Linked DNA regions of Homo sapiens: region 1 is linked to region 2. Evidence: read pairs that join two places in POLR2A ChIA-PET (ENCODE). Cell type or tissue: Panc1. All regions are shown on one strand.

What was found. Peaks named below come from ENCODE experiments on the same cell type or tissue, not always from the same donor. Only the 100,000 strongest peaks of a DNase experiment are listed, where the experiment ranks them.
Region 1: POLR2A ChIA-PET joins it to region 2 with 11 read pairs; 2 of 35 experiments call an interaction of 5 or more read pairs at or near these places.

Annotation. Positions count from the first base shown.
Region 1 is chr6:111,268,100-111,276,099 of GRCh38, reverse strand. SLC60A2 (solute carrier family 60 member 2) reads right to left here. Exons shown (of 4, transcript NM_153369.4): 4 at 1-8,000. Among named protein-coding and RNA genes, the nearest start is that of SLC60A2, 13 kb to the right of the region's middle. In Panc1, no CTCF peak of the experiment used is centred here; no DNase peak of the experiment used is centred here.
Region 2 is chr6:111,536,056-111,544,055 of GRCh38, reverse strand. It overlaps TRAF3IP2-AS1. Among named protein-coding and RNA genes, the nearest start is that of REV3L, 57 kb to the right of the region's middle. RefSeq lists a silencer at 3,555-3,729. In Panc1, no CTCF peak of the experiment used is centred here; no DNase peak of the experiment used is centred here; H3K27ac peaks cover 4,793 bases.

The sequences.
Region 1 (8,000 bases), 270 kb after region 2:
CACATGCTACAACAAGGATGATCCTTGAAGACATTATGTTAAGGGAAAGAAGCTAGTAATGAAAGGACAAAAACTGTATGATCCCACTTATATGAAGTACTCTGAGCAGTCAAATTCATAGACAAAGTAGAATGGTGGTTGACAAGGGCTGGGATGGGGGCGTAGAATGGCAGTTACTGTTTAACAGCACAGAGTTTCAGTTTTGCAAGGTAAAAAACGTTCTGTGGATGAGTGGAAGTGATGGTTGTAAGACAATGTGAATATACTTAATGCCACTGAACTGTACAATTTAAAATGTTAAAAGATACATTTTTCCATTAAGTATATTTTATCAAAATTAAATAATTTTTATTGGAAAAGCATCGTATAATCTCAACAAGTTGTTCTGAGCTGACCGGGCACAGTGGCTCACACCTGTAATCGCAGCACTTTGGGAGGCCGAGGTGGGTGGATCACAAGGTCAGCAGTTCAAGACCAGCCTGACCAACATTGTGAAACCCTGTTTTTACTAAAAATACAAAAATTAGCTGGGCGTGGTGGTGCACACCTGTAATCCCAGCTACTCGGGAGGCTGGGGCAGGAGAATCACTTAAACCCAGGAGCTGGAGGTTGCAGTGAGCCAAGATCATGCCATTGCACTCCAGCCTGGGTGACAGAGCAAGACTCCATATTAAAAAAAAAAAAAAAAAAGTTGTTCTGAGCTAAAAGCCAGCCCCTTATGCTACTCATGTCATCTAACTTCAAAACATTCCTCCAGGACACTGGTTAACTAACTCATAACCAAATGTATCAAAACCAAGCTGCAATAAATTTACAGAATCTATTAAACACATTCTGCAATTAAAAATCAAAGCAAACGAAGACATAAAAGCAATATATAAGAATAGTCACAGAGTGGGGTATCGTGGCTTACACCTGTAATCCTAGCTGAGGTGGAAGGATTGCTTGAAGCCAGGAATTTAAGACTAGCCTGGGCAACGAAATGAGACCCTGTCTCTGAAAAAAAAAAAAAAGCCAGGTAAGGTGGCATGCAACTGTAGTCCCAGCTACTCAAGAGACTGAGGTGAGTGGATTGCTTGAGCCCAGGAGTCCGAAGCTGCAATGAGCTATGATCACACCACTGCACTCCATGATGGGCAATAGAGGGAGATCCTGTCTCTAAAAAAATTAAAATGAAATAAATAAACAGAAAAGGATAGTCACAGTGTAAGAACCAATCTTCTCTGAAATAATTTTAAAAAATAACACAAAAAACAGAGAATAAGACAAGACATAATTAAAATAAACACAGATCCCAGACAAAAACTGATGGAATTCATCACAACTAGACCAGCCTTACAAGAAATGCTTAATACATCTGAAGGCAAAAAGATGATAATCACCATCATGAAAACATACAAAAGCATAAAATGTACTAGTGTTATAGATACACAAAGGAGGAAGATAAAGAAAACTTATCTCCACAGAAAATCACAAAATCACAGTGATAAACATTGAGAGGAAAAAACAAAGGATATACAAAGCAATCAGAAAACAACTCACAAAATGACAAGAGCAAGTCTTCACCTGTCAATAACAGCCTTGAATGTAAACGGATTAAATTCCCCACCTAAAAGTTATAGAAAGACTGAATGGATTAAAATAAACAAAAAAACAAAAAACCCCATTACCCAACTGTATGCTGCCTGCAAAAAACTCACTTCACCCGTAAACACACATATGGACTGAAAGTGTAGGTATGGAAAAAGATACTCCACACAAAGCAAAACCAAAACCAGGCAAGAATAGCTATGCTTAGATAAAATAGACTATATCCAAAACTGTAAAAAGAGACAAAGAAAATCATTATATAATGATAAAGAGATCAATTCAAAAGGCTAAAACAACTGTAAATATATATGCACCGAACACCAGAGCACCAAAATAAATAAAGCCAATATTCTTATATTTCAAGGGGCTCTCACACCTGTAATCCCAGTACTTTGGGAGGCCAAAGTGGGAGGAATGCTTGAGCCCAGGAGTTTGAGACCAGCCTGCGCAACATAGTGAGACCTTGTCTCTAGAAATAATTTAAAAATTAGGCTAGGTACAGTGGCTCATGCCTGTAATTTCAGCACTTTGGGAGGTCAAGGTGGGAAGATCACTTGAGTGCAGTTCAAGACCTGCCTGGGAAACATACTGAGGCCCCACCTCTATTAAAGAAATAACAAATTAGCCATGGTGACACACACCTGTAGTTCCAACTACTCAAAAGGCTGAAGCAAGAGAATCACTTGAGCTCAGGAGGTCAAAACTACAGTGAGCCGTAATTGTGCCACTGCACTCCAGCCTGGGTAACAGAGTGAGACTCTGTCTCAAAAAACTAAAAAAATAAATGGGCACATAGACTCCAACTACAATAGTAGTTGGGGACTTCAGTCATCCAGTCTCAGCACTGGACAGATCATCTAGACAGAAAATCAACAAAGAAACATTAGATTTAGACCAACTGGGCCTAACAGACATTTACAGGACATTTCACCCAACAGCTACAGAATAAACATTCTTCTCATCAGCACATTCTCCAGGATAGACCACATGTTAAACAAAAAAAAAAAAAAAAACACAAATCTCAACTAATTTACAAGAATTAAAATCATATCAAGAATCTTTTCTGGCTGGACACAGTACCTCATACCTGTAATCCCAGCAGTTTGGGAGGCTGAGACGGGAGGATCGCCTGAGGCCAGGAATTCAAAACCAGCCTAGTCAACACAGTGAGACCCCATCTCTACAATAGAAAATAATAATAATAAGCATAGTGACACCTGTAATCCTAGTTGCTCAGAAGGCTGAGGCAGGGGACTGCTTGAGCCTAAAAGCTTGAGACTGCAGTGAGCCATGATTAGGCGACTGCACTCCAGCCTGAGCAACAGAGCAAGACCCTAACTCAAAAAACATATAATCTTTTCTGACCACAATATAATCTTTTCTGACCAAAATATAATCATTTCTGATCAAAATATCTTCTCTGACCCGAGGCAAGTGGATCACCTGAGGTCGGGAGTTCGAGACCAGCCTGGCTGACATGGTGAAACCCCGTCTCTACTAAAAACACAAAAATTGGCTGGGCATGGTGGTGGATGCCTGTAATCCCAGCTACTTGGGAGGCTGAGGCAGGAGAATCGCTTGAACCCAGGAGACAGAGGTTGCAGTGAGCCGGAATTGTGCCACTGCACTCCAGCCTGGGTGACAAGAGCAAGACTCTGTCTTAAAAAATATACACATATATATATACAGTTAGATAGAGATCGGGTGCGGTGGCTCACACCTGTAATCCCAGAACTTTGAGAGGTCAAGGTGGGTGGATCACTTGAGGTCAGGAGTTCGAGACCAGCCTGACCAACATGGTAAAACCCCATCTCTACTAAAAATACAAAAATTAGCCAGGAATGGTGACACATGCCTGTAATCCCAGCTACTTGGGTGGCTGAGGAATGAGAATGGCTTGAACCTGGGAGACAGAGGTTGCAGTGAGCAGAGATCGTGCCATTACACTGCAGCCTGGGCAACAAGAGTGAAACTTCATCTCAAAAAAAAAAAAAAAAAAATACAGTTAGAAGGAAGAAGTTCTAGTGTTCAACAGCACAGTAGGGTCACTATAGTTCAATAATCCAGTATATAACTGAAAACAGCTATAGCACAAGATGTGGAATTTTCCTAACACAAAGAAATTATAACACTTGAGATAATTAATATCCTAATTACCCTGCTTTGATCACTACACATTGTATGCATGTATCAAAATATCACAGGTGGGCTGGGCATGGTGGCTCACGCATGTAATCCCAGCACTTTGGGAGGCCTAGACAGGTGGATCACTTGAGGTCAGGAGTTTGAGACCAGCCTGGCCAACATGGCAAAACCCTGTCTCTACAAAAAATACAAAAATTAGCCAGGCATGGTTGCACAAGCCTGTAGTCCCAGCTACTTGGGAGGCTGAGGTAGGAGGACTGCTTGAGCCTGGGAGGTCAGGGCTGCAGTGAGCTGCGATCAGGCCACTTAAAAAATAAAAATAACTTTTAAGTAGCAGGATTGGGGACTGAGTGACACATTGCCATGATAAATCAGAAGTTCTGGTTATTTTAAATTTTTTAGACAGTCTCACTTTGTAACCCAGGCTGAAGTGCAGTAGCGTGATCTCAGCTTACTGTAAACTCTGCCTCCCAAGTTCAAGTGATTCTCGTGCCTCAGCCTCCCCAGAAGTGGGATTACAAATGCCTGCCACCACCACACCTGGCTAACTATTTGTACTTTTTTTTTTTTTTTTTTTTTTTTTTTTTTTAGTAGAGATGGGGTTTTGCCATGTTGGCCAGACTGGTCTCAAACTCCTGACCTCAAGTGATCCACCCACCTCAGCCTCCCAAAGTGCTGTGATTACAGGTGTGAGCCACCATGCCCAGCCAAAAGTTCTGGACATGAGAAAGCTATCCTGATTACTCAAGGAATCTACTGATCATCTCCCAATTAGGTTTTTTTAAAAAAATAAACTATAATTCTTCAAACTAATAACCAGTTCACCAACTGTAATGTCAATATACTTTAGACACAAAATTCAAGTTATTTCTGATACTTTATCTGATGGAGAATTTTTCTTTCCTTTTACCCTTTACTTAGGAAATTTGAGAAATGTAAGAACTTTTCTAGGTGCTTAGGATTATGGATTATACTTGTTCCTTATATTTTTGTGCCAAAATTTTATGTCTTTATTGTTTTTATAATAAAAAGTAATTTTTCAAAAGATTTTTCTTTTAAAAATAACAGAGTAATTGAAAAATACTCTCAAAATGTCCCTGGATTCTATTATAAAATACAAATAAACTCAAGCTGAAATTTACTTATTTCCCTCATATTCAACTGTATTTCCTTTTTTTTTTTTTTTTTTTTTTTTTTGAGATGGAGTCTCCCTCTGTTGCCCAGGCTGGAGTGTAGTGGCGCCATCTTGGCGTGAGCCACCGCACCCGGCCTCAACTGCATTTCAGTAGGTTAAAGGCACAGTGATAAGGGACATAAAATAGTGACAGAAAAAAAAGGCATAACTCTGCGATAACTCACCCACTGTCCAACAAACATAAAACAGATTCTCCTATATGAGATCTGTTGGCCTGGCTAATGGGGCATATTCCATCCCCATACTAGCTGTACCTGTAAGCACTTTCAGTGACCGCTGAAGCTTTTTTCCCCAGCTCATAGTTGAATATTTTTGTTTTTTTTTTTTGAGACAGTCTCGCTCTGTCACCCAGGCTGGAGTGCAGTGGCACCATCTCGGCTCACTGCAAGCTCCGCCTCCTGGGTTCACGCCATTCTCCTGCCTCAGCCTCCCGAGTAGCTGGGACTACAGGCACCCGCCACCACGCCCGCCCGGCTAATTTTTTGTATTTTTAGTAGAGATGGGGTTTCACCGTGTTAGCCAGGATGGTCTTGATCTCCTGACCTTGTGATCCGCCCACCTCGGCCTCCCAAAGTGCTGGGATTACAGGTGTGAGCCACCGCGCCCAGCCTTCCTGTTTTTTAGAGAAGGGGTCTCTTTTAAAAATTTTTTAGAGACAGAGGTCTCACTATATTGCCCAGGCTGGTCTCAAACTCCTGACCTCAGGAGATACTTCCACCCCAGCTTCCTGAGTAGCTGGGATTACAGGTGTGAGCCATCATGTCCTGCTCTTAGCTCAGTTTTTAGAACTTTTGAGAATCTCTATTCTGCAGGTACCCGAGTGTGGCAGGCATGCTCTAAGGTGATCCGCAATGAGTCACATCCCTGTTCTAGCCTCTACCCTTGAGTTTTGTTGGAACTCATACCTTGCTTCTAGACGCTAGAATATGGCAAAGGTGATGGGATGTTATTCCCATAATGACGTAATGTCATACAAGACTCATTTAGAGATTCTCCTGCTTGCTTTGAAGAAACTGCCATGTTGTGAGAGGCATCTGTGAGAAGGCCACATGGCAAGAACTGTGGGAGGCCTCTCGAAGCTGAGTGGTGCCCAGCTGACAGTCAGCAAGAAACACGTACCTCAGTCTACATAGGTAAGGTCCTGTACTGAAGCGGCCCTGTACAGGCCGCTTCAGTACAGCCTGTACAGACATTACCAAATGTCTATTGTTTTAAGGTGTTCAATGTGTGGTACTGTGTTACCCAGCAATAGAACACTTGGGTATATTGGTTACTTAGGTATCAGCAGACACTTAGCTAAGAACTGATCAGCAGGATAAATGCTAATTCTTAGAATTGTACTAAGTCTTTTCCTTCCAATATGGAACTTTAACAATGCCCTATGATCTCATGACGATTCACATGTTGGTGTGTGGAAACATAGTGAATTTTCCAGAGTAGATTTTGAGATTTTCTGCCATGTTCTTATCATCATCCTTCTCTCCCTGAGCTGCATCTTCTACCCTGTAACAGTAAATGCTGAAGGTGGAATTCCTATTCTAGCAAGCCTCCTAGCTGCCAAGTAACTGCTACTGCCTAGATTCCAACAACCTGAGAAAAGGCAGTAAGTGAAGCAGAAGTAATTTCCAAGTTCTAACTGAGGGAAATTTACACTATAAAAAGAGCAAAAGGGCTGGGCACAGTGGCTCATGCCTGTAATCTCAACACTTTGGGAGGCTGAGGTGGGCAGATCACTTGAGATCAGGAGTTTGAGATCAGCCTAGGTAACATGATGAAACCCCCTCTCTACTAAAAACACAAAAATTAGCTGGGCATGGTGGCGCATGCCTGTAATCCCAGCTACTCAGGAGGCCGAGGCAGAAGAATCGCTTGAACCAGGGAGGCAGAGGTTGCAGTGAGCTGAGATCACGTCATTGCACTCCAGCCTGAGTGACAGAGTGAGACACCATCCCCCACCCCTAATAAATAAATAAAAATAAAAAGAGCAAGAAGGTTTTTACCATTAACTTCTCCACCGCCATCTCCAAAGCTGTTAGGTTATTACATGAACCAAGACTGTGGCAGGCATATAAGGTGAATGGGCGGGCAGTGGTCAAGAAAGACACTGTATTTTACTTGAGACAAAACAATGGCAAATTTATAGAAATTAAGTAAGAGAAAGCAAGCCTACTCCAATCAGGTAGAAAGGAGATGTTATTCAGCAAAAAATTGGAGGAAGTAAACAAAATTTCATCAATTCTTGTCATTTTTCAAAGGATCACCTGCACCAATTCTGCCACATATATATGAAGTACCCTTTCTGATCCTTGACTCCTAGGCTACCCAGTCACCTTCTAACTGGTTTCCCAGGTATTTCAGACTCAGGAAAGAGAAACCCTGGATCGGTGACACAAGTATTCCAATCACTGGAAAAGACTATGCCTCACTGTAAATTACACTTGCAGCGTGACCTACGGTAACTACGATATGATTACCACACAGACCTGGTGAAGAGCTAATCTCGAGCAAGGCTCAGACCCAGCCTCTGTTACTGAGGTAGGCAAAGGACCTCGAAAGACCCCATCTACAGCCCTACTACTAATCTAATAACACTGAAACAGTTCTTAAAATTAGAACATAGTGTCTCCAAATTCCACTTGAACATAGAATATTAGCATATAAAAATAACTTATTTTTAAAATGTCTGTAAAGATACTATCATAATTGAATGAATTACTGTATTTCACTGAATCTAAGCCACTGATTGTAAAACACATTATTTTATATATACATATGGGAAAAAACTGTCCATTAAACTTTGTCACAATGTTAAACGATCACTGATTGTAAGACACATTCTGATTTCAGATATGTTAACAGTATGGGGGTAAAAAGTGCAACTTAGAATCAATGAAATGCAGTACTAAAAAATATATTCTTCAGGTAATTATTCAAATAAGGTATTAAACATTAAGTACATTAAATTGACATGTAATCATTTATCATTAGCACATTCTTAAAGCTATTTATCATTTTGGTTTCACTTCTCATTTGAAATGAAGAACATGCTGTCACTTGTACTAATTTCTAG
Region 2 (8,000 bases):
CTAGTGGTTATTTCCATTTAAAATTTTTTCCTTCTATGTAATTAAGTTCCTATAATTCATTCATTCATTCAATCAATAGTGAGCATCTGCTGTTTTTTTAATAAGAAAAAAAATTTTAAAGAAAAAATGTGTAAGTCCAGAGTTATAAATTTTATTCAAAAAAGCAGGGAGGAAGGATATTATGCTTAGAAAAAGTCTAGACACTAAAATGTTACTAGCTGCTATGTGTCAGTGGTGAGTTAGTAGAAATTTTATCTTTTCTTTATACTTTTCCATGCTTTTCCAGTCTTTGGCAATAATATGTATTACATATATATTCTATTCATAGCTGTGACTCCATTGGCTAGAAGATGTGTATCTGGCACATCGTAGGAACTCAAGAATGTTTGTTGAGTAGATGAATGCTTTTGAGTACAAACAGCCTCAAAACACAGTTTTTAAAAACAGCATTGACCTTTATTCATTCCTTTATGATAGTTGGCAAACTTTACATTCAACCTATGATCTGCTATGCTAGAAAAGATATAAGAGAAGGTCTAAGTGTGGTAGGGAGTTCTAGTTACTATTTACTGGATAATGGTGATGGGGAAAGCCATGTTACAGGAAGGCAGGGTAAGCAGAAAGAGGGACATACTATTCAGACAAACACCGCAGTATTGTTTTATTGTACGTATTAAGATTTCTATTCAACCTCTTTCCAGGAGAACTGGAGGTGACACATCACTATATGATATGCTACTGAGGACAGATCTCATGCTGGAGGAGCTGGGTTTCCTGGTAGCGATATCTGAGGTTCACAGAGAAATAGAAGGATGGAGTGAAGTTGGGATGACCCAGGCATAAGCTCCTATTTTGCTTATAATTATGAGGCTAATTTCTCTGGTTTTATAAATTAACTTGAATCATAAACCCTAAGAGAGACTAGATATGAGGCCAGTATGGGGATAGAAGTCCCTTAGCTGGTGCATGAATCAAGCCAACTGCCCAGAATCCACATCTGCACTTGGCTATTCAACTCCACTTATTTACAGGGGAGTTTACATGCTATAGCGATACTGCCAAATTTGAAGATTCCCCAAGACCACATGAGGTAGTCCTTACATATATTCAAGGATTACTAGAAAAAGTAAACCTTTGAAGTCATTGCTGAATCCTCCCTTTCTCTTACATCCTACCATCTAATACATTGGCAAATACTCTTGCTCTACCTTCAAACTATATCCAGAATCTGACCACTACTTTCCTCTTACCTGACTTGGGTTATTGAAAAGCCTCTTACCTACCCCTTGTTTCACCCCTTCACCCTCGAGTATGCTTCCCACTCAGCAGCCACAGGATCCTTTTAAAAACTAACTCATATCATGTCTTTACACAAAAACCTACAATGGCCATAGCCCTTACAATAAAGCTGTACCTTGTGTTCCACAACACTCTGACCTCATTTTCTATAGCCTTCCCCTTGCTCACTTCTGCTCACCGCACTCTAGGCACTTTGACTTCCTTGCTGTTCCTCAAATATGCCAGGTACACTTTGCTCTTGCAGTTTCCTTTACAGGAAGTTGCCCCCACCTCCATCCAAATGGCTCTCTCTCTCTCCCTTGGAATCTCTCTTCAAATATCACCTTATTAGAGAGAACTTTCCAGACCATCTACGTCAAATAGAAACCTCCTACGCAGACACTGTCTCCTTTACCTTGATTTTTTCTTCATAGAAATCATCATCATCGGGGACAGTTCTGTCCACCAAATGTGTCTGATTTTCTTGAGCATATGATATGATTGCACTACCTCACCTTTTGGAGTTGGGTGTAGTTGTGTGACTTGTTTTGGCCAGTGAAATGTTATAGAAGTGCCATGTGTCACTTTCAGGCATAAGCTTTAAGAAGTGGCATATAATTTATCACTCTATCTTCTCCATCTCCCACAAAGACAAGCCATACACTCTAGATGGGGGTTCTCTAGGCAGGTTGGGTCCCAGAGGGAAGGTGCTCTCAGAGCAGAGCCCCCAGCTGACCTGCAATGAACATGCAGTGTAAGTAAGAAATAAACTTGGTTGTTTTAAGCCACTGAGATATTGGGTTATTGCCACAAAATAACCTAGCCTATCCTGACTGACACACTTTCTGACATATTGCCTATTTGTTGACCATCTCCCCTTATCCACCTCTAGATTGTAATCTCTATGATGGTAGGATTCTGTATGTTCACGGTATGTCTCCAGTGCCTGGAACAGTGCCTGGCACGTGGTAGGCATCCAATAATATTTGTTGGTTAAGTGAATGAAATAGGAAGATTTAACAGTGGCAGGTGAATCTAATTTTGGGCTTAGCTAAAAAACGTTTATTCCACCTGATCTGAATGTGAACAAAATGGTTCCTGATTCAAGATCAGAAGTGTGGCCGCTTATCTCACCAGACACAGTTTGAAAGCATGAATCGCCTATGGGTACATAACACAGCTAGTCATGAAAGCACATAAAGTAGCTAAAGTTACAACACAAATGGAAATCTGGCATACTGCTGAGGGGACTCAGTGACAATCCATAAATAAAAAGCATTAACAATGTTTGTGTCAATGCCGAATGCTGATGTGGTTTCCTTTCCCTGTGTGGACATTAGCATTTGAAATGAACTGAGCTTCAGAGGCCTGGGATTTTATCTGTCGTTATCATAAATTGGTGTATGAGTCCCTCTAAGGACTTTTGCAAAAGCATTGTGTGCTTTTGTGAGCTGCTTTCTTTTCACGTGCTTCCTCCTGGTATGCCAGAATTTGGATGGGGATAATGCATTTCCTGTATCATGTGGCACAGTACAAGGAAACCCATTGTATCCCTACAGAGGAAGAGTACATCTGTAAGTAGTTTTTAAGAGTGTACTGAAGGATCTTGTTAGGGTGACTTATTCTCCCAGTTCCATTTGGTTGATGAAGTGGATCACGTGACAGATGTGCATAATGAACTGCTTCACTTGCTGCCAGTGGGAAGCTCAACCTATAAAATGCAAAATCTCATGGAATCGTTGAGGGCATAGCAAGCTGATCACATTAAGAGAGAAGCCGGCCTCATTTGGAGTTGTCATTTCTTACTGCCGCATACAATGCACCAGTGTTACCAGACTGCGTTTACTTCCCTTCACCCAAACCACCCTTACTCCCGTGCCCCCAAAGTAACTGCCTTTCCAATTTGTTCCTAATTCAAACTGGAAAGGCAGTTATTTCTGCATACATTTCCTAAAGAGCAAACATTTTGAAGATGTGCAAGTCATCATCCATTAAATGCACTTGCAAGGAGTCTTTATGTTTTGTCATTAGAAAAAGGAAACATTACATCAGAGAACTGGATTGCTGGCTTTTTTATTCTTTCTCATCTCTTTTCCTGTCACCCTCTTCTATATTTCTTTTCTTTCTCTGTTCCATTAGCTTTTATATATATATATATGTATACATTTTTTTTTGCCTTTATACTAATTGGTGATTCTCTAATGACTGCAATACTGCAATCGTAAAGTACATAATTTGTCTCCTGTTTTCTGTGTGTGGTACAGAACAGTGATGTTCAAGCCAAAAAACACAAGTTGACCAACCTATTCCAGGAGTGGTCCAACTTGCAACTCACTGTGGATGCTCCTGGGTCACTAAGGAACAGATAATGACTGGAAAAATAAAAAGAAATAATGCAGACCCTAGTCCTAGATATGATAATTCAGGTAATGATGAAAAAGGCTATAAGCCAATTCAATCCACTTCTACCATGGAGCTTCCATATGTACTGGGCACTATGCTAGGCACTGCAGGGGGAGCTGAAAAGGCAGCGCATATGGCCTTTGACTTGAAAAGTTAGGGAATAAATGATGGCATATGATGACATACCCAAATGCCATAACAGCTTCACAGATCACAGGGCTTTAGGTGTCCCAGAGGAAAGATGTCAGTAAGAACTTAAATTGTCAGGAAAGGTTTTGGGCAGGAGGAGAAACTGAGCTAGACCCTGAGGGAAAGGTCGGTTTTAGATGCTGTCAAAAGAGTAAAATACTCTATTAAAGAGGTCAGTTGTGCATGACATCTCGATTGAATTCAGCTCTTTGGGGAACTCACTTCATAGCCCCAGTTTCCCAACTAACCACACAGTTCAGCCACATAGGTAACCTAAGGAATGTTTTTAAAAATATTCATCAGATGTTAGTATAAGGCAATTAATCACAACATAAAGTACCAAGGCATCACAGCTGAACACCTTAAATTGATGATGAAGACAGCAGAATGATTTTTCTTGTATACCAATGAGTGTCATGGATTAAATGTTGCTAAATTTAAGGAAAATAGAAAATATAATCTGGGAAATCAGAGCTTAATCTTCTAACAGCAACAAGAAAGTTTATGAGACTTCCTTTGGAGACTTTAAAGTATGTTAGATTTGGCTTTAGTGAGTTTAGAGAATTTTCCTTTGCAGACAGAAAGCTGGCTTTAGAGCACTATAGAAAGTTCAGTGGCACTTCGGCTACCTCCTTCTGACTCTGATGCTGGCCAGCAGTCTCTGGTGAAAAATCCCTGGATCTTTTCTGCAGAGGAATGGCAAGGCCTGGCAGCAACTGTTGGGCTCACACAGACAGGAGTGACTTGTTCTTAGGGTCAGCAGGGGTAGAGGTGAGAGGCAGCTCAAGGCCAAGTATTTGACTTTCTGATCCTTCTAGGAAAGTATAGCGTTCTCTAATTTATTCCTAATTGGAATATTTTACTGTGGTTTTCCTGGCCACAAGATGTGCCCTTTTAAACATTTCCTCTCAAAAGACCTTTGTTAGATTTGATCCAGTTTTTTCAATATCAAAATAGCTGCCACCTAAAACTTATTATCAAAAATGTCTCGTAGTCCTGTCACATACCTCAATAACATGGCTTCTGAGGTTTTGAGCCTGGGGCTATTAGTCCTTGTGGTTGTGATGGGTGGAAAGAAAAAAATTAAAAGAGTTTATGAAAAATAGGAACACTTTTGGATCATCTAATATTTTTTTGAGACAGTCTCACTCTGTTGCCGGACGGGAGCGCAGTGGCGTGATCTCAGCTCACTGCAACCTCTGCCTCCCGGGTTCAAGCGATTCTCCTGCCTCAGCCTCCCGAGTAGCTGGGACTACAGGCACGCGCCATCATGCCTGGCTAATTTTTTTTTTTTTTGAGATGGAGTTTTGCTGTTGTTGCCCAGTCTGGAGTGCAATGGCATGATCTCGGCTCACCGCAACCTCCGCCTCCCAGGTTCAAGCGATTCTCCTGCCTCAGCCTCCCGAGTAGCTGGGATTACAGGCATATGTCACCACACCTGGCTAATTTTGTATTTTTAGTAGAGATGGGTTTCTCCATGTTGGTCAGGCTGGTCTCAAACTCCTGACCCCAGGTGATCTGCCCACCTCGGCCTCCCAAAGTGCTGGGATTACAGGCGTGAGCCACAGCGCCTGACTGGATCATCTTATTTTGAATGCTGTGAATACTTGAATGTGGGTGCACAAGCACATGGTTTGCACGTGCACACACATGTTCTCACATATCACCTATTTTACTGAAAAATATTATGATAGAAAATTTTATTATTTTAGTTTAAGTCCTGGTTTTAGTCCTTCAATGATGAGCACCTAAAAAGCATATGTTTGCAACTAGCTGAAAGTACAGCTAAGTGGTCTGCCTGAAATCTAAAATTAGACTGAGTTGATGATTCTACTAGGAGATGTTTTTCCCTTAGTGTTTTTATTCCCAAACATTGCTACCTTCACTTCCTGCAGGGGCTGAAGTCAAGGTAGACACTAGTCAAAAGTTAAGAACTCTTGAGGGACTCCCTCTGAAAAATCGGCATGCAAAAAGCAGCTGGTCCAGAAGTCAAAGACTCTTGGCTACAGCAATAGAATGTTAAAATCACAGGATAGTAAGAGAAATCTGGTTTCCAATCATTTAAAATGTCTATTGTTTCAACCTTAGCATTAGGAAAATCCAAAGAAATGAGTTAAAAATTTTGCTTTTACAGCCTTTATATAAACAAGAGATTTTTGCTGGTATTCCTAGAAAGATGGTGAAAACTAGGTGCTGAAATTTAGATGCCCTCTGAAAATGACTGGAAATAATTGTATCTGTTAAACTGGGCAGCCCTGATATTGTATGCTATATCAATCAACTTTCATTATTCTTTAATGACTTTTTGCAATTATTTTTTCTAAAACTTTGCAAGCTTGACTTGTGTTCACCTTGCTGTGGAATGCTTTAAAGGGCATTTCGTCTAATAGCAGAGGGAAATGATAAATTATAAATGCCAAATCATATAGTAGTGATTTAGATAGCACAAGGGCAAAGTCGTAAGCAATAAAATAAAAAATTTCCCAATCAACCTCTGCATTAGGAGCAAAAAAGAAATAGCTGTCTGCATAATGAAAGAGAGACACATCAACAGGCTTGTTAATGTGCTAATGTGAGGGCTTTTTAAAAAACTTGAAATCATAAAGCCAAATACTTGAAATTGTTATCAGTTTAAGTAAAGAAGTTTTGTATTTATGAATGAGTATGAATTAATTTTATTCTAAGTGTCCTCTGGAAATACAGAAAGAAAAAAAACACCTCAGTCTCAATCTCTTAAGCAGTTGGGGGGTCAGGACAATGAATGAGATGAGTAAGTCTGCCTGGGTCTAAATTCTACCTAAGTCCTTCTGAGCCATGTGATCTTAGGCAAGTTACTTAACCTCTTTGGATTCCTGTTTCCTCAGTGTAAAATGGGGAATATTGTGGTTCCTATCTCATACGATTATTGTGAGGATTACAAATAAAGCGCTGAAAATAGAATCTAACAGAGTAAGCACTCAATAAAAATGGGTTATATAATATCTTACAGTTTCTCTCCCCCAAACTCTCTGGTGGTTTCTCTTCTTCCTCTGAGTAAACACCTTAGTCCTTATCAGGTCCTTTAGGGCCTCACACAAGCAGCCTTGTTTTCTCTGTCCTGATCTCTGACCACTTCCCCTGTTTCCCTCAGCTCTGGCACTCTGGCCTCCTTTCTGGGTGTTCCTCTGACACACTAGGCAATATGTGCAATAGCCCCTGCATCCAACCACCAGACAATGTTAGGGCAGGAAGAAATCAGCCGGTCCAACTTCCTAAAGTTATAAATAGGGAGATGAAAGCCTAAGAGGGATACAAGACTTGTCCATGGTCACAAAACTGGGACCAGGACCCTGGTTTTCTTGGTTCCTTAGTTCTTCATAATACCACACTATGTCTCTTATCTTTGTCCAGAGTATGTGGATTAAGAAAAAAGCCATCTGGTAAAAGTTGTGAAGGCAACACAGGGGCCTGTAAAGACTGCAGGTGGGCCAGGTACAGTGACTCACACCTGTAATCCCAGCACTTTGGGAGGCTGAGGCAGGTGAATCACTTGAGCTCAGGAGTTCAAGGTCAGCCTGGGCAACATGGCAAAACCCTGTCTCTACAAGAAATACAAAAATTGGCCGGGCATGGTGGCATGCACCTGTGATCCCAGCTACTTGAGAGGCTTGAGCCTGGGAGGTCGAGGCTGCAGTGAGCTGAGGTCGCACCACTGCACTCCAGCCTGGGCTAGAGTGAGACCCTCTCTCTGAAAAAAAGACTGAAGGTTGGCAAAGGATAGCAATGGAAATAAATAGCAATCACTTTAACGAGGTTGTTAGTAGCAGATACAGAAAAAATGTCAAAGGCACAAAAGATTATCATAATGGACTTGGTAGGGCTCACAACTGATTTGGGGAGATGAATTTTAAGTCAAAGCTGAAGTGAGAACAAGTATTCATATGCAATATGAATTGAAGGAATTACGGATGATAACAATAGGTGCTATAATTGAACACTTACTATGCCATAGGTACTGTATTGTACTTTCCATGACTTAATCTTCTAACAGCCCTACACTAAACTCTTTTTTATTTTTTATTTTTTGAGATGGAGTCTCGCTCTGTTGCCCAGGCTGGAGGGCAGTGGCATGATCTCAGCTCACTGCAACC